3 separate regions of the Mus musculus genome follow, and regions 1 and 3 are each linked to region 2. The links are chromatin loops, found by intact Hi-C in ENCODE. Cell type or tissue: left cerebral cortex. All regions are shown on one strand.

Region 1 (8,000 bases), 230 kb after region 2:
TTAACTTTTGTAACCTACAGTGCCCTTAGTAGCATACCTCAAAGTCCATTGAGTGCAAGCACCAGTTCATGCCATAGGGCTAGTAAGGTTACAAATGACCAATCAGGAGAAAAATGACATTAAAATGGCTAAAATTTGCTATGTGGAAAGTACTTTTCAAAGATTCATTTTCATTTTGTTTTATAGGTAGGCGTTTTCCCTACATGTCTTTGTGTGTTCCATGTGTATGCAGTGCCTACTGAGCCAGAAGAGGAGCCAGCTCATCTGGAACTGCTGTGACACAGTATTTTGAGGCCACCACTGGAAGCTGAGAATTGAACCCAGGCCAGCCGTGGTGGCGCACGCCTTTAATCCCAGCACTCGGGAGGCAGAGGCAGGCGGATTTCTGAGTTCGAGGCCAGCCTGGTCTACAAAGTGAGTTCCAGGACAGCCAGGGCTACACAGAGAAACCCTGTCTCGAAAAAAAAAGAAAGAAAAAGAAAAAGAAAAAGAGAGAGAGAGAGAGAGAATTGAACCCAGGTACTCTGGAAGAACAGGTAGGTGTTCTTAACCACGAAAGCATCTCTCCAGCACATTGAAAAGTACTTCATAAATAAAAGGTGTCCAGTCATTTAGTTATTACTGTATGTTCACAAAGCAGAAAATGTGGCGAATCTTCATTTATGAGTGAAAAACTGAGACAGAGAAAGTGATGTCTTTGTTCAAGGCTGCTCAGTCAGGGAGTGAAACAGCTTGGATTAGTATCCATTATATTATACTTCTGAGCCTGGGACACTGTCAAAGATCTGCTGTTGAAGAAGCAGGCTGCTACTTCTTGGGTCCCCTTTCCTTCTACTGGGCCGCCTTTTCCAGCCTTGATATGAGGACTTGTGCCTAGTCTTATTATAACTTATTATGCCATTTTGGTTGATATCCCTGGGATGCCTGCTCTTCTCTGAAGGGAAGCAGAGGAGGAATAGATTTGGGGAAGAGGAGAGGTGAGGGAAGAGACTGGGAAGAGTGGAGAGAGGGGAGGCTTCAGTAGGGATGTAATGTATGAATAAATAATTAATGTGATTCTAAGTAATGTAAGAGTAAATAAAAAGGAAAAAATAAATAGGCTGCATGACATGCCTGTTTTGGAGAGTCATTAGAGATAAAATGTAGTATGCTAATATATTTGTATAAATCAGGTGAACTTCGTGATTTAAAGAGTAGCTGGCTTCCTTCGAGAAGATGTGCATTCCATTGATATGGGCAGAAACCAATTGCAATAGGATAAAGTTCAAGAGTCAGGGCTTAAAAAAAGAATGAAAACAGACAATGTGGAAGCATCTCTTTGGAATCTTTGAAGGAGGAAGAGAGTTAAGAATGGAAGGGAACGAAAGAAGGAAGAATAGGAGAAATAGCAAGAAAAAAATATCTGATAAAGGAATGAAAAATTAGTGTCCAAAGAAATGCTGGGAACAAGCAAAGCTTTGTCTTCTAGGGAGGGAGCAGAGAGCTGGAGTTATGGTCTGGGTACTTCTGAATTTGTACTTGTGCCCAACATACTCCTATAAATATAGAAATGTAACTAGATGTTCAAGAGCCGATGCTGTACAAATACTATACCTTTGTTTCCTAAATATGACCTGTCCTGCAGCTCACCAAGTGAGTTTGAAGGAAGATAAAATATTGAACTTGTGAGTTTAGGAGCCCATGGCCTCGGCCTGGGACTAAGAACAAAGCAGAACAGCCCCCAGGCATGCCAGGGCAGGGCTGTTGTTAAGGCATTCCTAAGAACATCTTGACTGTAAAGATAAAAAGGTATGCAAGGACCAGCAGGGCTATATTATCTGAGTCAACACCATCTGGCCGGAACCTCCCCTCTGTCTCTTGCCCCTTGGTGCCGGGTAAAGTCATACATCAACTGGTTGCTATGTGAACAAAGATAAGCCCCCAGCCCACAGGAACAAAGTCCTGATGCCCTTTCTGTTAATGTTTGAATAAGCCAATAGTGTGTCGCTATGCTAAATTCCACACCCCTAAGCCCCTTACCCCATAAAAACCCCTAGCTTTCAAGCCTCGTGGCCGACATCTGTTATCTCCTGTGTGGGATGCATGTCAGTCCAGAGCTCCGTCCGTCATTAAACGTCCTCATGTAATTACATCAAGAGATGGTCCTTCGTGATTTTTTGGGTGCACGCTGAATCAGGAGTTGGGTGGGGGTTTCCCCACTAGATATAACAAGTTCAAAGTCACATCTGTCTTCCTAGCAACATGAAACTTGTGTGGAATTTGATTGTTCAAAGGACTATCATTGAATAGATATTGCAAGATGTTCAAATACACAAGAAGAAATTCTGCCTCTAAAAGTCTTGAGTTTTTTGCTTCATTAGTGTTTTTCCTTACATAAGAAACCGAGAAATTAAATTATTTTCATGATATCTGCCTTAGATCTAAAACTTAGAAAAAACAAAAAACCTGTTTTTAGGATGAGAACAAGTAGAGAATCGGCCAAAAAATAATGCAGAAAGAGAGAGACCTTGGAATATTCAGTCCTAAGTGGGGTGTCTCCATCAAATCCCTCCCTTCAGAGCTCAGGGAACCCCACAGAGGAAGAGGCAGAAGGAGTGTGGGAACCAAAGGTGATGGAGGAGAGCAGGAGAACAAGGCCCTGTAAATGAAGTGAACAAAGCTGATATAAACTCACAGAGACTGAGGCAGCGTGCACCCATTTTCTTTTAACATTGCAGAATTCAGAGATTTGCACAGAAGGTAAGTCAGCTTCTACCCACACACTTCTTCAGGTAACTGGCAGGATTTGAAGGGAGCTATTCCTTCCTCTTCCTCCACCTAGACACCCTGGACACTTACTGTTGAACATTTATCTTAGCTGGGTGGGAGGCAGGGATCAATCTCAGCCTTACATGTCCAAACACTGATAGCACAAAAGTGGTTTCCTGTAATCCCAGAAAATCCAGGAATGTCTGCTCCACTGTCCTTCCCGGCAGGTTCCGTACTCGCTTGCCCAGGCAGCATCCACCTCCATCTTTCTTTTCCCCCTCTTCTATTTCTTGGTTTGTGTATTATTTTAATCTAGCACATGATCACATATGGTTTTGTTGATACTGAGAGAGTAAGAGATAATAAATCCATGAGTACCTGTGAGCTTTAATATACAAATGAAGTTTTCCAAAAGACCTGGAAATGTCAAGGACTAGCCTTGGCTTAGAGTGCGGTTGGGGGTGGGGGGAAGGGGTGTCTGGGAGCAGTGAAACAGGACTCCAAGTCAAATTGTGGGTCAGAGCTGGCAACCTATGTTGTGTTCAAGGCAGCTTTCCAGACTGTTCTAGGTTCTGCTTTTTTTCTCTTGGCTCTGCTTTCTCTGGAGAGCTCCATACCCATCTCTGTGTTTTACAGTTCTCCAAGCTGTTCTAATTAGCGCCTCTCTTACAGATCAAAAGCCCAGGCTTTTATTTTACATATCAATCCAGTCATTTACTCCAGGTTTCCTTTTCATTAGCAGATGAATCAGCAACCTGTGACCCCAGCCCCTTAATTCTTTGGGAGACCACAAGCACACACTTTTTTTTTTAACATTGTAAAAGAATCCAGAGATCTGCCTGCCAAAGTTAAACACAGTTGAATAGATCTCTGGGTAGGATCTGGCAGGAAACTACCGTTTCTACCACTCCTGGGCCTAACTTTGCTCTGTCCCAGGCTGACCTTGAACTCAAGAATCTGCCTGCATTTGTAGCTGCCTCTTTGTATCTTATGACAAGCTAGCTCTTTGTGCCTTTAGATCTGTGAAGCGCCTTATACAATTCATAGTGCATCCTTCTATTTTTACACAGTTGAGAAATGATATATTTTTGAACTTGTGTTTTTAGAATTCTTTAACACATCCTTAAGGGGCAGCCCTGAAGGTCCCAGCGTTTACCATTTTGCTGAAACATGAGCCACACCTTCGCCACCCAGACTGGGGTTGTCTCCGCTGATCATGGAGTCATTAGCACTAACGGCGGGCATTCCTTGAAGGAACGCGAACTTATGTACATTATTATACAAACAAGCCTTATGCCCATGGCAACCATCGATATTCATAGGGGCCCACACCTGCTGGCCCTGTCCCAGGGGCGGGAACTATGTCATCCTGTTCCCACCAAGGCCACGCTGGTCCCAGCATAGCAACACAGTAAATTAATTGTTTTGTCTCATTTGTTACTTCGTGCAAAAAGATACTCCTCCTTAAAAGACAAAGAAAAGGCTCCTTTGCTCATCTTCTCACGAAGCTCACCTGCGCTTGTGTCCTGCCTCCCCATAGGATAGTGCCTTGGTCGTGTTCATCCGACGTGCATTCTATTACCCTCGATATCCCCCCCCCCTCCGTGAAATTTCCGGAAGATGAATGGATCTGCAAATTGTTATATGGAGCAAAGTAATTCAGAATCAGACACAGGCACCCCACGTTTGCTCTTAGGAGGGGATCGTACATCTGTGTGTGGGTGGGCTTTATAGGTCATGACACCAGAATGAAGACAGTGAAAGGGTAAAGGGGCTTCTTTTCCTTTTAAGGAGGAGTATCTTTTTGCACAGAATAACAAATGAGGCAATTGTGTTTCTAGATCTTCCGGAAAACCTCATTTGTATAGGAAAGCCATTTCATTTGTTGATGACCACAAGCCTCGCGGGTACTCCCTGACTTATCTCTTACTCGTTCTGTGGGGACCACACTGTGCAGGGGTCCTCTTCCGGAACAGACCTCCACCCTCTATTAGCTTACTCTATGCAGGTTTCCACGAAATCTTCCCACCATTCTTCCAAGGTTCTCTGTTACAGTTTCTCATGCACATAATATAATTTTTATGTCCTCTAAAAGAATTGGAATCATTCTCTTTATAAACTGGTTTTAAGAACGACGTCATATTTTTCTGCACATTGTAGAAGCTTCTTTGCAGACATTTAATAACGGGGTGCTTTGGTGCCACCTCGTGACGGAATCCTGAACTACAGTTTGAACACCACTGAGAAGGAGAGGCTAGAGGAGCTGCTGCAGTCCAACTACCTTTCAGAACATTCTGGAAGATTGCTTGGAAAAGGAACGATTTCCGGTAGAAGTATTGGGAGTCATCAGACAGAAAGTTAAGCATTGCTATTATCATAAAGTGAAAACTTTATATGAGATGGACGATATTACAGCTTATTTTTATGCTAAAAGTCTGCTAAGTAGATTGGTGGCTATGTATATGAACAAAAAACCAAATCCTGGTCACGTGTGATATTTTCAATCCTCCTTTACCTTTATTATGACCGTATCTGCATGTAATTGCTTTTATAAAATAACATTATGAAATGTTCAATAAGATTTTACATATTTATTTTATTATATGAATGCTAATAAGTTTACCTGCACTCTTGTAATAAAATTTATCTGAGTGTTTAAAGACACTGTTAAACACAAGATGATATAAAAATCCAACTACGTTTTATCCAGGAAGGCATTAAAGAATATTAGAATAAGTAATAATACAATTTAAAATATACTAAAACCCATTGCGCCAATACTCAGTTCACATTAACCAGATCATTGCTTTAAGGGGGAGAAAAATACAAACTTTATATTTCTTTTGAAAATTTTAGCTGTCTTAGTGTTTTTTCATTAAAACCTGTAGCTTAATATCTTTATCATTATATATGAAGTTATATTTCTTTATATATCTTTGTAATACTTTCTCAAGATTTTATTTTAAAACCCATGAAATCTGTGCTACATATTAATGCAAGACATTCTGAATAATATTACTGAGCTGCATAGTTATATGTCAACTTAACATCAAGTTAGAGATATCAAAGAGGAGGGAGCATCAATCAAGAAAATGATCCTGTAATATCAGACTTCAATCAATTCTGTAGGTCATTTTCTTAAATAGTGATTGATTCTGTAAGGCCCAGCCCATGGTGGGTGGGACCCGGGTCAGGTGGTCCTGGGTTCTATAAGGAAACAGGCTTGGTCTTCATGTAAATCCCCTAACAATTGGAGCAGGGGCTGTCTCTAATAATTTTGTTTGCCATTAGATCTCTTCCCCTAGCTGGACTGCTGATTGGGTCTCGGTGGGAGAGGATGTGTTTAATCTTGCTGAGAATTGATGTCCCAGAGCAGGGTTATACCCAAGTGGGTCTTCCCCTTCTCTGAGGAGAAGGGAAAAGGGTAATAAGGGGAGGAGAGATTTGTGAGGGTGGGATTAGGAGGAGAGGACAAAAGAGGCTCTGCAATCCAGAGGTAAGGTGAATAAATAAATAAATAAATAAAGAGAGAGGGGGAGAGGGAGGGAGGGAGGGAGGGAGGGAGGGAGGGAGGGAGGAAGGAAGGAAAGAAGGAAGGAAGGAAGGAAGGAAGGAAGGAAGGAAGGAAGGAAGGAAGGAAAGAAGGAGGCTCAGCAAGCCATGTAAAGCAAACTGAACTAAGATAGCTCTTTTAGGCCTACCATGAGACATTATATCATGGTGGAATAGTTAAGGAGCGCTACTTACTTCATGGCAGCCTCAAAGCAGAGAGAGAGAGAAAGAGAGAGAGACAGAGAGAGAGAGAGAGAGAGAGACAGAGAGAGAGAGAGAGGCTTTTAACACAGCCCTAGTTTTGAGTGTCTACCACCTCCTAGTAAGAGCACCAGATAGGAATTGACTCGTGCAATAGCCCATTGATTAGGGCAGAACATTGATGATCCCAACATTTTTCTAAAGCCTCACTCCCTGAAGACTGAAGAAAAAGCTTCAACAAATGAGTATTTGGGAGGTTGTACCACTGTTCAAACCATAATGTTACCTGAGCCATAGTTTCGTTTGAATGCAGAGATTAATGGAGCATGATCAGGGGTCTGAAAGGACTAAGCAAACTAGGCCACTACCTAAGACCATGTTGTTGAAAAAAGCATCTAGCACTTTATTTTATTTTATTTTTCGTTTTTTTTTTTCGAGACAGGGTTTCTCTGTATAGCTCTGGCTGTCCTGGAACTCACTTTGTAGACCAGGCTGGCCTCGAACTCAGAAATCCACCTGCCTCTGCCTCCCAAGTGCTGGGATTAAAGGTGTGCACCACTATGCCCGGCTTGTAACTCCCTTTTTAAAAATAACATTTTATCTGCAATTTTATAAAGAACTTGTCTTAGAAGCTATAAAAAGGCTGAGAGAAAAAATAAAGTGTGGCTATTGGGGCTCTGCTCCATCCACCAAATGTGCATATATGTATATAAGCATATATGTATATAAGTTTGTGTATATATGTACATTGGTGTATATGTGCAGTGCATATGTGTATATGCATATGTATATATGTATATACATATAATTGAAATTGTAACACTGTGAAGGCATGTGCATATATGTATATATACATATGTGTATATACAAATATACTTACCTACATATGCACATGTTTCCTGACTCCACAGAAGGAAACAGTGTACCCATGACAAAAAACATTAACATAGAGTTTGTGGTAGGTGTTGAAATTCAGAATATATTATTCTTATATTATTATATACTGTATGAATAGATAATTCTATGATTTCTTTATGAATTATATATTTTATATCATATGATATATGAAATATATTTATCATTAATTATTTCATATTAATTTGGATGAATTATACAATAATTCATAATATTTACAATTATAGTAATAAATCATAATATAAAATTTAAAAATGTCAACATTGAGGCAGAGCTAAGCTCTGGGACAGGTTACCTGTAGAGGCTGGAGAAGGGTTAAGAGCCATGGTCCCTTCTCTTAACTGCTCTGCTTTCTTGTTGCCTTAGTTTTACTATTGACCCTCGAGGAGCAGGTTCTTATGCTTATTCTATAGCATAAGGCAAAATACAGAGCAGTGAAATGTGGAGACTGCAACAAAACCTGGAGTGAGGAGAGCAGGCAGATGCTTAACTTCGAAGCCATGCTTGCGCAAGTGGCCGAGACTCTTTCGGGACTGACAGTGCACTTGCTGGTGGAGCTTCATTGGTTTCTCTTGTAGGTGTTG
Region 2 (8,000 bases):
GGAGGATATTAACCATACTATGAGCATGTTGGTAATGGCTACAATACCAAATGTAATGACTCCTTCTCCCACTGCATCTAATTAACCACCGTTAGTTCCTCAGACAGCTATGCTACTCCAAACGCCTCTGCCTATTTATAATGGAGTGGTCTGAAACCACAGCTGCTATGACTTCATAGGTGAAATAGCCATGCCACATACAGAAGACAGAAGATGGTGTTTCAAAGAGTTTATCTCAAAAACCAGCCTTATTTTCTTTCTGATAGCATTTTTGCAATGTTCCTTTGGAACCTTGAAAGGGAAATACAGATATTCCTTTAGAGATGAGTGGTCAACTGTCAGTTATTTTCAGCTCTTTGACCACTCTCCATGTTGTCACCCACTGCAAACAGAGCTGCCTCTTCATCTTTTCTTTTCTTTCCTTTTCTTTTCTTTTCTTTTCTTTTCTTTTCTTTTCTTTTCTTTTCTTTTCTTTTCTTTTCTTTCCTTTCCTTTCCTTTCCTTTCCCTTCCTTCCTTCCTTCCTTCCTTCCTTCCTTCCTTCCTTCCTCCCACCCTCCCTCCTTCTATCCCTTCTTTCTTTCTCTGTGTAACAAACAGCCTTAGCTGTCCTGGACTTGCTCTGTAGACCAGCCTGGCCTCAAACTCACAGAGATCCACCTGCCCCTGCCTCCCAAGATGCTGGGATTAAAGATGTTTGCTACCATTGCCAGGCTAAACAAGGATGAGAGAAGCACTAACATATGGGTATAAATGTAAATGTTTAGAGAAGAGGTGGTAGTTTATTCCTTTACTCCAAGCACTACAGAGGCAGGTCCAGCTCTGAGTTTGTAGCCAGGTCTGGTCTACATATCAACTTTCAGACCATCCAGATCTACACAGTGAGACACTTATCTAAAACCAAAACCAAAACCAAATCCACACATACCCATAAATCAGTGTGATTGTGTTTACTTAGCAAGACAACTTCCTCAGTAGAAATAGAAGCTTCCTCCCATGGGGCTGGTGAGATGGCTCAGTGGGTAAGAGCACCCGACTGCTCTTCCGAAGGTCCAGAGTTCAAATCCCAGCAACCACATGGTGGCTCACAATCTTCTGTAAGGAGTGTCTGAAGACAGCAACAGTGTATTTACATATAATAAATAAATCTTAAAAAAAAAAAGAGTGAGTTCCAGGTCAGCCAGGGCTATACAGAGAAACCCTGTCTCAAAAACCAAAAAAAAAAAAAAAAAAAAAAGAAGAAGAAGCTTCCTCCCTTGCACCCATGACTTTGTTAACTATGGAGTACTGACCAGTATTCCAGTACTTGGCATGGCTTCCCTCCTGGGAAATTAGTTTCAAATACAATTAAAGCAGTTCACTTTCCAAGTAGCTGTCATTCTGATATTGCAACACTAAGTAAATATTTTCTGACATGCCAACAAAGTAGTTCACAGAGTTCACAGCTTCCTAGGACCATTCATAGCTTTTCTTTCTCCAGTAGCCCAAATAGCATCCTATTTTGGCACTATGAAAGGTAACCAGGCAGTAGGGACCCTTCCAGCTAGCTGTCAGCTTGATTTCTTTGGAATCTGCGACCAAAATATCAAAGTTTGAAATGTGTTTAGCCATGGGAACCTATTTTGTTGTTGTTGTTGTTGTTGTTGTTGTTGATCTGGAAATAACCAAGAGCAATAGAAATTGGGTGTATTGGAAACCACTGAGGCTTCTTTGATCAACAACTCATAGTAAGGTACCTGATGTTTGGTACTAAGGTGTGTGTGTGTGTGTGTGTGTGTGTGTGTGTGTGTGTGTGTGTGTATTCATTATCCATTTATATACTCATGGACATATAATCTGGTCTGATTCCATTTCTCAGCTATTCTGAATACAGCCACAATGGACATGGATATGCAAGTATCTCTGTGGTGGATTATGGAGCTCTTTTGGAATGTTCTTGGGAATGGTATAAGTGAGTCACACAGTGCTTCTAATTTTTACTTTTTAAGAAACCCCCATGCTGATTTCCATAGTGGTTTCACCAGTTCTACCAGTTTACACTTCCACCAACAGTGGGTGGATAAGCTTTTTTTTCCCCCCATATCCCCATCAGGATTTGTCAAGAAAACAACTGGCACCAAACACTATTGAAGATGCAGCATATGTTTAAGGGTTTAAAGATACATTAAAGTTAAAAGGCTTACTAGGGGAAATGATAATGGCATTCTGTCGATGCGCCAGTAGCCAAAAAGACCCTGAAACTGGAAAATGGTTTGAGTGGATTTATCCAGAGTTGACCACTACTTCCTGTTTTCTCTTTCTTTCTTTCTTTCTTTCTTTCTTTCTTTCTTTCTTTCTTTCTTTCTTTCTTTCTTTCTATTAGATATTTTCTTCATTTACATTTCAAATGCTATCCCAAAAGTCCCCTATATCTTCCCCCCACCCTGCTCCCCTACCCACCCACTCCTGCTTCCTGGTACTATTCCTGGTACTGTACTGGGGCATATGATCTTCGCAAGACCAAGGGCCTCTCCTCCCATTGATGGCCGGCTAGGCCATCCTCTGCTACATATCCAACTAGAGACACAAGCTCTGGGGGGTACTGGTTAGTTCATATTGTTGTTCCACCTATAGGGTTGCAGACCCCTTTAGCTCCTTGGGTACTTTTTCTAGCTCATTCATTGGGGTCCCTGTGTTCCATCCAATAGCTGACTCTGAGCATCCACTTCTGTATTTGCTAGGCCCCATCATAGTCTCACAAGAGACAGCTATATCAGGGTCCTTTCAGCAAAATCTTTCTGGCATATGCAATAGTGTCTGGGTTTGGTGGTTGTTTATGGGATGGATCCCTGGGTGGGGCAGTCTCTGGATGGTCTTTCCTTCCGTCTCAGCTTTGGAACTTGTCTCTGTAACTCCTTCCATGGGTATTTTGTTCCCTATTCTAAGGAGGAATAAAGTATCCACATGTTGGTCTTCTTTCTTCTTGATTTTCTTGTGTTTTGCAAATTGTATCTTGGATAGTCTAAGTTTCTGGGCTAATATCCACTTATCAATGAGTGCATATCATGTGTGTTCTTTTGTGATTAGGTTACCTTACTCAGGATGATGCCCTCCAGTCCATCCATTTGCCTAAGTTAATACCAGCCTTATTTATAATAGCCAGAAGCTGGAAAGAACCCAGATGTCCCTCTTTCTTTCTTTCTTTCTTTCTTTCTTTCTTTCTTCCTTCCTTCCTTCCTTCCTTTCTTTCTTCCTTCCTTTTTCTCTTTTCTTTCCTTCTCTCCTCTTCTCTTCTCTTCTCTTCTCTCTCCCTCTCTCTATCTCTCTCTCTTTAACTGTTTTTAGGGCCCTGGGCTGGCCCATCTGGAGGGACCACTACCACCTATTTTTTACAATTATGTTTTATTGAGCCTCCCACCAAAACTATTTTCATCTTGTGTCCTGGGTCATGAAGATGGTCTGTCTGGACTGACCATCACCACCTAGTATTGTTCCTTATAGGCTGGTTATTCCTTCCAAAAGTTAACCTCCTGCCTCATGACATTATCAGGTTTTCTGATAATGTAGACTGGGACTGAGGGGAAACCATGCACTTTTATTAAGGCAATTTCAAAATTACAAACATCCCTGAAACAGGAAAAATGTCTCTCATCATAATCTACTAATGTCATAGCTCAGCTTAGAGTTGAGGCATACAGGACTGATGGGCTGGGACATTTCTAAGTGGTATACATGTTAGAAACACTTTCTGATTCTAAGGCTTATTTTAATTAAATTTATGTTCAAATAGATAATACAAACATGAGGCCCAGCATTCAAGATGCAAGGACTTATATAGTCAGAGATTTAGGGGGCAAGAAACGTGAGGGAACAAGCCCGGAGAAATCCACAGAGCAGGGACTGGTGTTGGTCCACGGGTACAAAGATACTTTGGTATTATGTCTTGTCAGTAAGAAGATTCTTGTTTTCCCAGTGCCTAGATTAAATCCAAGCCACTGCACCTTATGGTAGTGAGGTCATCCTGGAGTAGAACTCGTCTGCACAGTTCTTTTTCTCCCTGTTTTTCCTCTATCCTTACTTCATGTTATCTAAAACTATTTCAAAACAAGAAACATGCCGGACAATAAGAGCAAAAGATTTCAAGGGGTGGCAACAGGAAACATAAAAAGGGAGATTGAAAAACAAAACAAAACAAAACAAAAACGGTCTGGCAGCAGAGCAGTTTTCCATAGGTTCTGCCGCTGCAGCAAGAATTTTATGCAAACAAGCCCTTACAGGTGCATCACTGGCGGATTTTGCTTGTAGAAGGAACAGTTTAGAATTTGTTGGAATAAATGAGAATTTTTATTTGTAATTTCAGCGTTGAGAACCGCCCCACCCCCAGCATCGTTTCTACCTTGAGCCCCTCCCCTACCTAACCAGCTCACTTCAGTGGGCGGTGGGTTTAGTGAGGAACGTGTAAAAACACTAGAATTCTTTGCTATCCTTCCGCCCGGTAAGGCGGCCGCTTTTTCTTCTGACGCCACAGCGTGAAAACCGCATGCATTTCGAAATGGAAAGACATGTCTAAGAAGGAAGCTAAAACCGACATTTGGTAATCGCCTGCTTGCGGGTGCTTGGCGCGGTTTTCCCTAGTTCGGGATCAGAACCTAAGTGTCGCAGTGTGCGCCACAGTAGTATCACTCCGCTTCCCTAAGCCGGAACTCCTTAAATAACTCTAGCTCCTCCCTCTGCGGGCCTCCGTAATGACGTAGCCGCGCCTAGTGCGTCCCGGCGGATGTAGGTAGCTATGTAGTCGCTTCGTGAGGGACCGGAGAGAGGAGTGGGTACCGAAAGGTGACAGTAATTTGCTAGTCATGGCCCTTCATCTTGTCCTACATCCCAAGCTCCCGGCAAGCCCCTAAATTACAGTCGCCGCCATTGCCTCTGCTCCCTGCGGCGGACTGCCGACGGCGTTTGCCTGCCTCCTTTCTGTGTGGGAAGGCGCCGCCGGAGAGAACGCACCTAAGAAAACTGCCTTGGATTCAAGCAGAACAGGTCAGTAAGAAGGAGGGCATTGCTTGGGGTTGTGGTTGCGGGTTCCATGATTGGTGCGGGATTGGTGACCTGATTTTAGGGGGCGAGTGTTGGGAAGACAGACTAGGGAGGATGAGAAAAAGCTATCTACGTTTCCAGAAACTCGCTTCATCACGTTTGGGAAGGGAGATGGATGCAATGGCATCATCTACTGGGGAGATGGCGTACTTGTCAGAGAAAGGACTACCACCACTGATGAACGCAGTTGTCTGAGGAGCCTTGAGAATCAGGAAGGAGATACACAAAGGGGTTATAGATGTGGGAACATTAAATCTTGTGTTGGGTGTATTCGAAGATTGCACATTCTTATCTGACCATTAATTAACCATATCTTACTCAGTGCGATTTCATTTGATTTGGGGCTATCACACATTCATTTGTGTGGATAGATTTTGTGCCAAGTTTGCATTTCTCCACGTTTCAGGGCGGCAGATCAAAAGGGGAGGGGAGAAGATAAACAAAACTGACCTGATTTCTGTACTGTGGGAGAAAGCTGCAAGACTAGGTAGGGTTCTAGAATAATTTCTACATCTCCTCTTTTCCAGCCTTCCAGAAATGCCCTCCGCGTTACCCCAACTATGTTGCAGAATGTGATAGGTTTGTGTGGGTGGGTGGGGGATAATCATAAGAATGTGTAAGAAAATTGAAAATGATACTTTTCATTATTTCCCCAGCTTCCTGTTATTGTCAGGCGTTTCATCCCTACTGCTACCAGTACGACCAACTGTGCAGAGATGATTTAGTTGTCCCTTCATGGAAATGATCAGGCTTTAAGAATATAGCAGAGGAACGTGGAGATTTGGGGGTGTCATGGGGGGATGACAAAAAGAAAGGGAATCAGAGAATTCTTTACCAAACAAGTATCTGTATCCAGCAAGCATTTATTCCGTAATTACTGTTTCCTAAATTATACTCAGTAGTGCTGTTCTCATGTTTGTGGATTTCCATTGATAGACACATCCGGAGGGTTGTATAACTTGGCTGTTGTGAATGTTTGTAAAATAACTGAATGTGAAGCTAGGAGATAATGAGAAGGCAATTGTCCAGATTCGAGGATTAGTGTGAAGACAGACAAGGATCACTGAGACTAGAATGTCACACCCTTCTGTTTTGTCAGTTTCTCGATGACCTCTAGCTGGTCTGTGGATTCACTTAGGAGTCTTGGTCTAACTCTAGAGATAGATGCAGGATGGGAACATCTTCCTTTAATCCCCTCTTTCCTGTCCTGCTCTAACACTTCATTATCAACCGATTTTTCAACTAAGGGATTACCGAAACAGTCACTCAAGAAGACAATGGAGGGCCCCAAGGGAGGAGGAGGAAGAGGAGGAGGAACAGCTTTGAAGCTGGTTAATGGAAGGAGAGGAAGACCAGGAAGGGAAAAGCTAGACAAGCTTCTCTGAGAAGGCAAGAATAAGGGCCAGGAACCAAGGTCTGTATCCCAAGAGCTGAGTTTCTCTGTCCTCTTTATCTATCTATAGGTTTGCCAGATCTGCTGCAGGGCTTGTCGCCAGTGGAAACAGAGAAAGGAGGAAACAATCCCTTGGCAAGAGCGCAGGTTAGTATGAACGTGGGGACTCCTCGAGTAAGACCTATAGTATGGAACAGTAAAGATTTGGTTGGCTCCAGCCTAGGTCAGCAGATAGCCTCGGAATTTTGCAGCCTCTCGTGTCCATCCAGCTTTCCTATTCTTTCTGCCCTTATTGGTGTCTGCAAAGACAAATTGGTAGCACATGAAGGTATAGACAGTGGGTGAACTGAAAGGAGGAGTTGGCTCCTTGTCTCCTTCTTCCCCATAGAGCACTGAATTTCCATACTTAACTATGTCTCTGTGCTTATCAGCATGAGAAGAAAGCAAATTGGAAGAGACTTAAAGCCCCATTTCCTTCCTCCACCCCTAGGTCCAACTTCAGTGACAGATCTGATGGCCTTGGAGTGGCTGAAGACCACCACCCTCCACAGGCCTGCGCCCCAGCACAGCTATCCTTTATCTTGAGTGAGCTTCCTCAACATGCTGTCTATATGATTGGCAGAAACTGTAGTTGGAAAGGGGCTGAATGACTACTGGACTTTATATGAAAACACCTACTTGGGGCTGACTTTCGGGCAAGGCTGAGACAGGGGCATATTTATATTAAGCTTTGCCTTTCTCTCGAACCATGATTGGCTCTAAAACTAAAAGGAAAGCTAGAGAAGAGTCTGGGGCTTCCTCAAAACCTGGAACCAATAGCCCTGCCAATGCTAAAGGAAAAGCCAAGAATCAGACCACTAAAGCCGTTAAGGCAGAACCAAAAGAAGAATGGGGGAACCAGGCTGAGGCTAGGGATGAAGCAGTGGCCAGGACACAGCCAGCCATTTCCACTGAGCCCAAGACTGTGACCTGGAAAGTAAAAAAAAAGAAAGATAAGACTAATGCTAGAGTCATGGCTCAGGCTAAGACAGAACTCCCGGCAGGGCCTGCTTTAGTGCCTCACACCAAGTCAGATGCTCTGCCTACATCTGTGGTCATTACTGTAACCAAGTCTGAAGTCAAGATTGACACTGGAATTGAGGCATCTCTCAAGGGCGCTGCCAAGGCTACTGATAAGCGCAGTATTAAGCAGAAGCCTGAGATAAAGAAAGAGGTCTGTGTCAAATCCAGGGCTGGGGACAAAGCTAAAGAGGTCTGTGTCAAATCCAGTGCTGGAGACAAAGCTAAAGAGGTCTGTGTCAAATCCAGGGCTGGGGACAAAGCTAAAGAGGTCTGTGTCAAATCCAGGGCTGGGGACAAAGCTAGTATTGTCATCAACACCACTGATGAGGATGAAGATTATGTGTGTTCCTGGTTTTGGACTGGAGAAGAGCCTAGTGTAGGGTCCTGGTTCTGGCCTAAAGAAGAAAATCCTCTTCAAGTTTATCAGCCCCCACCAAAGGTTGAAGAAGAACCTGAACCCCCAGATACATTCG
Region 3 (8,000 bases), 55 kb after region 2:
CTAACCTTAAACACTAAATGTGTGGTGATCCTACTGCCTCTGTCTCAGGCTCTAGGATTCCAGGGTGTGCACCACCACACCTGGTTGCTGAAGCATATAGCTTGACATAACCTGCAAATATTCTTATATGTGGCTTCTTCAAATTCTGTAAATGGACCCTGTCTCAAGTAGTAGAAACAGCAATTCTTTTCCTCCACTAGAAGTAGATATTTCTTGGGCCTGTTTCACCAGTTACTTCAAGAAACTTGGTCCTGACTAGGGAGGTTCAGTTTCCTGTGTACCACATATTAGCTTTTCATCACTATAAGAAAGTAGTCAAGGTAGTCAACTTATAAAGAGAAGCGTTTTCTTTTGGCTCACAGTTTTGGAGGTTTTAGTTCACAACCAAGTGAATGTAGCACATACACAGCACAGCACACACATAGCAGAACAAAACTTCTCACCTTGGTGGCCACCTATCAAAAGAAACAGAAAGGGAATACAGAGACCCTTGCGGGATAGGCATAATTCAAACGGTAGCAGGAAGTTCCTGAAGCACATGGGAAGAAAAGCAATGCATTGTAAGAACACACAGAATTTGGATCAACCTATTCTAGAAGAGAGTTTGCTGAAGAACGTTTGTTTACCTGAGGAACATGGAGGTCAGTAGAGAGGCACGTTAGCCTAAATCTACAAAAGCAGATTCATGAGAGGTGCAAGAGGAGATGTTGTGAGCCATAATAGCAATAGGCATATGCTACTGTGCGAGTTCATGAGCACACGTGAGAGGTGACGTGACATGGGGAGGGGAAAGGTGTGGAAGACACTCCCAAGTACTCATGGCTGCCTCTTTATCCCAGGGTTGATGCTTGGGATTTGATTCTGAAAGTTATATTTCAGGAACAAGTCAGTGTTACGTAGACACAAGAGGAGATACTGAATAGTCGAACAATACTTTGTTCCCTTATGCTGGACCAGAATGCAGTTTTGGAGGAAGAAAATCATGTCTTGCGATCATAATATAGGTCAACATCTTCTACATAGTATTTGATCTAATTTCAAGATGATATTTAACCAATATATCAATACAGACTAATAAAACACATTAAAAACCTTCCCATAGGGCCTTTTCAATCAATAATTGTTAGCCACTTATTGGCTTTATTTTGTAAATGAATTGACAAGAGATTATCCAACAGATATTTCAACTATTGCTAAAACCACTCCTATCAGCAAGTAAATTGGTGAAAAGATATTGGTAGTTGGGGCTCTGTTGCTTATATATACATCGCCAGCCCCTCTGAGATCTAAAACAGAATTATAAGGTTGAGGACGCCTTGGGCTGCATGGTAAACCTCAGGTCAGCTGGGGAATTTGATGAGAGCAATTTCCCAGTACCATCTTTAAACAGTATTGTGAATATAGCTGGCTGGTAGATTGCTTCTTGAACATACTCAAGGGCCTAAGTTGAATGCTTAGCAGCACCACAGCAACAAAAAGGGACATTAAACCTCCACAAATATGAGCAAATTTTATATTGGTGTTATTTTAGTTATACTGTGAAACAGAAGATTGGTGTTAATGCTGGTGAAAACTGAGATACAAAGTGGCCTGTCCTGGACATTGACGTACAGAAAAGACACTTAGAAGGAGTGAACATTATGAATAAAGATGGTGTGTGTGTGTGTGTGTGTGTGTGTGTGTGTGTATACGTATACATACACTTCCTGCTATCACAATTGCTATAAATGTAGTGGCTTAAAATGAGACTAGCATATCATATCACAGCACTGGATGCAAAAAAGGTCTTACTACCCTAAATCAAACAGATCCTTAACTTCGGGGCTTACTAAGGAAGAAACTTTCTTCTGCATAGTTTCTTCAGACTTCCTGCATTCCATGGGTCCTGGATTCTTTCCATCTTTGAGGCCAACAGTGTCCACTATGGTTTCGTTTGGTTTGACCAGTGCTGCTTTCCTGAGATGCAAACTCTTAATGCCTCAGCCTGGCATACCTAATAAGTACCTTTGCAGTCACAACGGCTAGATTGACCCAGGATAATTTTGTACAGAATTCCACTATTAACAACCTCACTTCTACCTCAAACCTCAGTTTTCCTTGGCCAAATAACATCTTTATGTATCATGGGTTGTTATTCTGTGAAACACTGGGTAGGTGCTTAAATAAATCTCTAAATGGGCAAGCGCAATAGCCTTAGTTTGTGCTTAATGACACTCCCCTTTTTTTCCCCAGAGAGGTATTGCTACTTAGAATCACACAACACACACACACACACACACACACACACACACACACCAACACACCAACCACCACCACCACCATACACACAAACGGACACGCACAAACATGGGGGAACGCAGGCACACACACCCCAACCACCACACACACACACACACACACACACACTGTGGCACAAAGAATTGACTGTTGGCCCAAACCTGTGGTTGATTTACTAGGCCAGAAGGTGTAGTTTGGTTTTCCTTTTGGAAGAGGGGCAATGGTGGGGAATGTAATGGAGGCCCCACTTTGGATTCCATAGAGACAGGAGTGCCCTCCCTTCATGGTTGCATGAACCAGTAAAAGAAAACATGGGAGAATCAACAGGAACCTACTGGCTGGCTGGCTGTTGCTAGGTCACCTGTCCCCTCTCAGGCTGCAGTACAAGCAGTCCCCCTCCCCTTCCATTGGCGTCATATGAGGAGGCAGAGGAGGGGGAAGCAAAGAGGGAGTACAGGGAGGGGCAGGCACTGTCCAGCCTCGTTCTGAAATACAGATGTATCAAGGTTCTCACTCAGTATCCCTCCGCTGCTCCCCCCTGCTCCCTAACTGCAGACCTTCTCCTCCCTATAGTCCCCCCCTCCCCAAAACCCTCATAGACTCTAGATCTTAGCCATCCCACACACTGTTGTGGCGCCAAAAAAAAAGTGGTGGTGGTCTCTGGTTAGGGTGAACAGGGGTCTGCAGACGCCTAACCGGTGCAACCCACCCCTCCAAGAGGAGTGGGGCTGTCTGGCCCCGCCCACTCCGAGTCGGAACTACAGTGGGTTCGGGAGGGGGCGTAGAGCCCCGTGCGCAGTATCCCTCCGCCCCCTTCCCGACACCCTCCAGGCGAGCTGGCTTGCCGCAGTCTACGCAGCCCCTGCCTGTTTGGTGCAGAGGCGTGGGGACAGGACACATCTCTGCCATTCCACTCGCGCGCAAAGCGTTAAAGACCAGTGAGAGGATCCGCCGAGGACAGAGAACACCCAGGAATAGGAGTCGGACGTGGGGGAGCCCAGGGACCTGGGCCGTGCGCCTGGCCAGGCAAGTGGGGGTGTGTCGAGGGCTCTGGGCGGTCGCGCACTGCAAACAACTGCCTGGCCCTGACAGTCCAGTGGAGGCAAAGAGGTCGCAGCTGCTCCCTGGAGTGTGCGCGGTGCCCGGAGACCCCAGACCGTGGTGGGGAGGAGGCGGGAACCCCTGCGGAGCCCCAGGCACCAGGGTTGAATGGAGCTGCTGCTGGGTGTGATGATCTGCAGACTAGCACAGCCTACTGACCGCCTGGCAGTTGGCTTTCTGAGCGCCCATACCCGGCCCTCCGTAATCTCTGGGCCCTATAAGGGTTATGGGGTAGGCGGCTGCTGTTGAAATGGCGATGCGGGGGTGGGGGGGGCATCTGGGAGCCCACAGGTCCGAGGAAGGCGGCTGCAAGAGAAATGGCCGGCCATACTGGAGTGGGGGTGGGGGCTAAAGCCCACAGGTGTGGGTGTGGGGCAAGTGTCCAGCATTGGGGCCAGCTCAGCTGGTGGGTGGTGAGTCGCCTCAGCTATTAGGTTCTGAACTGGTTCCTGAGAGGGGCCCTGGTACCCTGCATCCTGGGTGCTGTCACTCCCCACAGGCTTCTGATTGATGGAAAGTGACCTGTCTGCATGGTAGGTCTGGCATATTCTGGCAAGCCACGGTGAGCATCTATAGACCAGAAGCTTGAGAAAAGAGGAACAGGAAAATGGCGTGGATTTCTGGAGGTGTGTAGTAATGGGGATGGGCACCAGACAGTGAGTGGAGATGCAAAAAGGGTGGGGTGACTGGCCAGAACAGGTGGGATATCCATTAGTGTCTCCTAATCTCATTTCTCACAACCTTGTAGGTACCTTCCACACTGCCTTTCCCCTCCCTCCCAAATCTGGGGTCTGAAAAGATGGTTTGGGGATGATGACGGAGTCATAAATCCAAGGACCACTTCAGAACCTGGTTTCTAGAATGTGCTGCGCCCTTCCCCCATTTTTTGCTGCGCAAGGAAGGGAAATATGGCCACCTAGTGGCGGATCTTCAACATTGCAGAAGGGACTAAAGGATGACATCAGGAAGTGGGTGTTACCTCAGGAGCCCTACAGCCAGGCTAAATAAATCTAGAATGTTCCAGCAGTAGGACCCTAAATGCTGAAAGACACATGATCTGGTTCATATCCTTGGTGACATTCATAACATGATCAGCTGCTACCATCATATAAGTGCCATACATTTTCATCTTTGTCCACAGCCCTGCTTTAAGGCTGGTCAGTTCTTCAAGCAAGGGAAGAAGGCTTCAAGGCGACTGTCTCAAATCTCTGGAGATTGGTGAGACTCAGGGCAGTGCAGGAGCCAGCCACTGAGGAGGCAAATTCAGATTGCTCTAACCCAAGAGGGTGCCCGATGCCTTTACTGTCCCCTTAATTTGCACAAAGCTGCTGCCATCATTTCCTGATTGTCATACATTTTCATGTCTCTGTTCACAGCCCTGCTTTAAGGCTGGTCAGTTCTTCAAGCAAGGGAAGAAGGCTTCAAGGCGACTGTCTCAGATCTCTGGAGATTGGTGAGACTCAGGGCAGTGCAGGACCCAGCCACTGAGGAGGCAAATTCAGATTGCTCTAACCCAAGAGGGTGCCCGATGCCTTTATTGTCCCCTTAATTTGCACAAAGCTGCTGCCATCATTTCCTGATTGTCAGACATTTTCATGTCTTTGTCCACAGTCCTGCTTTAAGGCTGGTCAGTTCTTCAAGCAAGGGAAGAAGGCTTCAAGGCGACTGTCTCAGATCTTGGAGGTTGGTGAGACTCAGGGCAGTGCAGGAGCCAGCCACTGAGGAGGCAAATTCAGATTCTAACCAAATTCAGATCACTGCCCCCTTAATTTGCTCAATGGTGTGGCATCCTTTATTTCCTTTTAGGGATATTAAGAATATTGAGGTAGGTGTGAGTTAGACTATGACCCGCAGGAGAAGACCAGGGAACAGAGACTTTAGACAGAAGCAGGCATGGTTTTGTTGTTGTTTGTTTGGGTTCAGGGATCTGTGCCCATCTTCCAAGCACTGAGACTCCATTTTGTTTTATGCACTTGTAGGACTCCCTGCAGTGAGTCAGCTGTTGGTCTTTAACACCACTTGAACGCAGAGAAGAGGGGAGACCTGCACCACATCTGTGAAGGTGGGTATGGGAGAGGGGTTCACTTTTAGGTGGGGTAGTCTCAATCACCCCAGAGTGACTACTGTGAGACTTGGGGATCCCCTCTCTGTCCATTGCTAGTGTGTGCACTTTCTCCTGGACTCTGTACCTGTTTCCCAGCAGGCAAAAGGAACACAGGGATTTTCTCATGGCTGAGCTCTTCCCCTCAGCATTACGCACCAGCGTCTCTTTGTAAGTTTCTCCAGGAGGCAACAGAATTGCGTAGGCCTGATTTCCCCGTGCTTCTCTCTCCTAGGTCGCCTGCCGTGGCTGCTTGGTGGTGCTGAGGTTGCTGCTGACCAGTGCAATCATCAGGTCTGCACTCACCCAGGACCTGTCCATCGTCCTCCAGCTTGATTTCAGCTCTTCTGCAGTGTATCTGTGTTATTGACTGAGACTGCTTGGGTAGGAGCCTCACTGAGTGCTGAATTGTCATTTCAGGCTAATTCTTTGTAATCTCATACCCTCACTTATCTAAGATCGTCGTGCAGAGCTATCCTGTAACAGATCTCTAGTGAAGGCTCACTGTTGTTAAGTCATATACAGTAGACTTGATTGAACTTGTACTATGACTAGGGCAGAGGTTGAGCCTGGTGCCCAGGCAAAGGCTGAAAATAAGCCTGGGGATGAGAATGCTAATGCTGCTGAAGTAGAGCCTGAAGCCCCATTGGTGGTCAGACCCAAGGTTAGGACACAAATCATGACTGGAGCAAGGCCCAAAGTGAAGCCTAAGGGTACCCCTGGAGCAAGACCTAAAGGTGAAACCAGTACACCAGGTGGGGCATATGCCAAATGTAAACCTAAGGCAATCCCTATTGCTCGATCCAAGCATGATGCCCAAGTGTGGGCCCCAAATAAGTTTCGTGGCGAGTCCATGTCAAAGATGGGAAAGCAATGTCAGATCAGTGCTGCAGACCCTCCACTGCTCAGTAATGATTCTGGGATGGTTGCTCAAGCTAAGTGCCTGCCTGTAGATAGAGAACTTGCTAATATGGACACTGAGAGTATTCCCAAAAAGGCTAATTCTCCAGCTGGATTCCAGCCTTCCTATGGCTCAGAGGAGGGAACCAATATGGGGTCCTGGTACCGTGCCAGGCCTGTCCCCAAAGGAGAGGCCTATGAGAATTCCGATTTCAAATGGGCAGATAAACCCTCAGGAAGTCCCTCCTTTTGGAATAGAGATGAAGCCAGTACAAGATTTCGTCCTAGGAAAAGCATGAAGGCCAATAACAGGTTCAGGCATATGGCCAAACAAGAGGCAAATACCATGCCTAGGCACAAAAACAAACAAGAGTTCTATAATATTTCCAGTTCTGATTCTGAGGATGAGTCTGGTAAAACTCCCTGGTTCTGGCCCAAAGACAAGACCAAAGTCTGGTCTAAGCCCAAAGAAGAGCCCAATAGTAGGTCCTGGTTTAGGTCTAAGAAAGAAGTCCGTGTTGAATCCACTTCTGGGTCTGAATGTGAAAATCCTACAAAATCTTTGTTTTGGTCTGGAGAAGAGGCTAAATCTAGATCCAAACCCAGAGCCAGGAAAGGGGTCAATATGAGGGCCAGGCAGCAGGCCAAGCGAGAAGCTTGCAGTGATGCCATGTCTGGAGCTATAGATACAAATAAGAAAGAGTCCTGGTTCTTGCCTGAAGAGAAAGCTAATGTTTTTTCAAAGTCTAAGACAAAGAAAGAGCCCAGAACCAGAGCAGTGCCAAAGGAAGAAGTCAAAACTAAGGCCAGAGCAAGTACCAAGCAAGAAGCCAGGCCAGAGGAGGAAGTCCTCGTTGGGGCTTGGTTCTGGGACACCCAGGAGTCCACTATGGCAGATAGGATAAGCATCAAGACCACTTTTGTAGAGGAGGAGCCCATTGTTGGAGATTGGTTCTGGAGTGAAGAAGAAGCCAGTGTGGACTCTGAGACCTGTCATACATCCAGACCCAGGGCTAAGGAGGAGCAAGTTAGTAGTTTCTGTTTAGGGTCTGGAAAGAAGAGCAGTATGGAAAGTGGGCCAAAGGCTACTTCTAAATCTATGCCAGTAGCTAAGGAGGATGAGGTCGTTATTGGGTCCTGGTTCTGGGCAGATGATGAAGAGATCAACTTACAGGCTGATGACGAGTCTATTTTTGGATCTTGGTTCTGGGGCACTGGTGAGAACAGCCTTAGATCTGTTGGAGTCAATTGTGAGAAGATGCCGAAGGCTGGAGAAAAAGAAGTTACTGATTCCTGGTTCTGGGCTGGAGATGTCAATACAGAGGCTGAGGTTGAAGAACAGGCCAGGTCGGCATCTACAAAAGCAACAATCTTTGTGCCTTGGTTTTGGTCTGAAAAGCAGCCGAACATGGATTTAGGGTCTGAACCTTGCTCAGATATCATGGCAGGAGCTGAGGAGGAGCCCATAATTGGGCCCTGGTTCTGGGCTAAAGTAGATAATAGTGTGGAGGCTGAAGTTAACAGTAAGTCTAGCCTTGAGGATGAGGAAGAACCCATTAGATCCCCTTGGTTTGGGGCCAGAGAACAAACCGATATGAAGTATGCAGCTGGTATCAGATAC

What was found. Hi-C counts contacts between places; a loop is a spot of excess contacts. Peaks named below come from ENCODE experiments on the same cell type or tissue, not always from the same donor. Only the 100,000 strongest peaks of a DNase experiment are listed, where the experiment ranks them.
Region 1: a loop joins it to region 2, with 2.8 times the contacts of the local background. A loop is called at or near these places in 2 of 42 quality-filtered maps.
Region 3: a loop joins it to region 2, with 2.1 times the contacts of the local background. A loop is called at or near these places in 5 of 42 quality-filtered maps.

What each region holds. Positions count from the first base shown.
Region 1 is chrX:135,970,393-135,978,392 of GRCm38, forward strand. It overlaps Gm31214 (a long non-coding RNA gene), which reads left to right. Exons shown (of 9, transcript XR_003953080.1): 6 at 187-414. Among named protein-coding and RNA genes, the nearest start is that of Arxes2, 19 kb to the right of the region's middle. In left cerebral cortex, a CTCF peak has its summit at 4,955 (motif pointing left); DNase peaks (open chromatin) are centred at 3,421, 3,612, 4,010, 4,417 and 1 more place; H3K4me3 peaks cover 339 bases; H3K27ac peaks cover 277 bases.
Region 2 is chrX:135,737,964-135,745,963 of GRCm38, forward strand. It overlaps Gprasp1 (G protein-coupled receptor associated sorting protein 1), which reads left to right and starts at 4,729. Exons shown (of 11, transcript NM_026081.5): 1 at 4,729-5,015; 2 at 6,536-6,612. It overlaps Armcx5 (armadillo repeat containing, X-linked 5), which reads left to right and starts at 4,729. Exons shown (of 4, transcript NM_001009575.5): 1 at 4,729-5,015; 2 at 5,600-5,651; 3 at 6,536-6,612; 4 at 6,956-8,000. The coding sequence starts at 7,214. In left cerebral cortex, no CTCF peak of the experiment used is centred here; DNase peaks (open chromatin) are centred at 4,712 and 5,156; H3K4me3 peaks cover 2,266 bases; H3K27ac peaks cover 1,861 bases.
Region 3 is chrX:135,793,034-135,801,033 of GRCm38, forward strand. Gprasp1 (G protein-coupled receptor associated sorting protein 1) reads left to right here. Exons shown (of 11, transcript NM_026081.5): 5 at 3,109-3,303; 6 at 3,916-4,004; 7 at 4,520-4,596; 8 at 4,755-4,831; 9 at 4,990-5,061; 10 at 5,358-5,440; 11 at 5,715-8,000. The coding sequence starts at 6,027. Among named protein-coding and RNA genes, the nearest start is that of Mir1970, 11 kb to the left of the region's middle. In left cerebral cortex, a CTCF peak has its summit at 4,305 (motif pointing left); DNase peaks (open chromatin) are centred at 2,801, 3,135, 3,838, 4,290 and 1 more place; H3K4me3 peaks cover 1,323 bases; H3K27ac peaks cover 1,086 bases.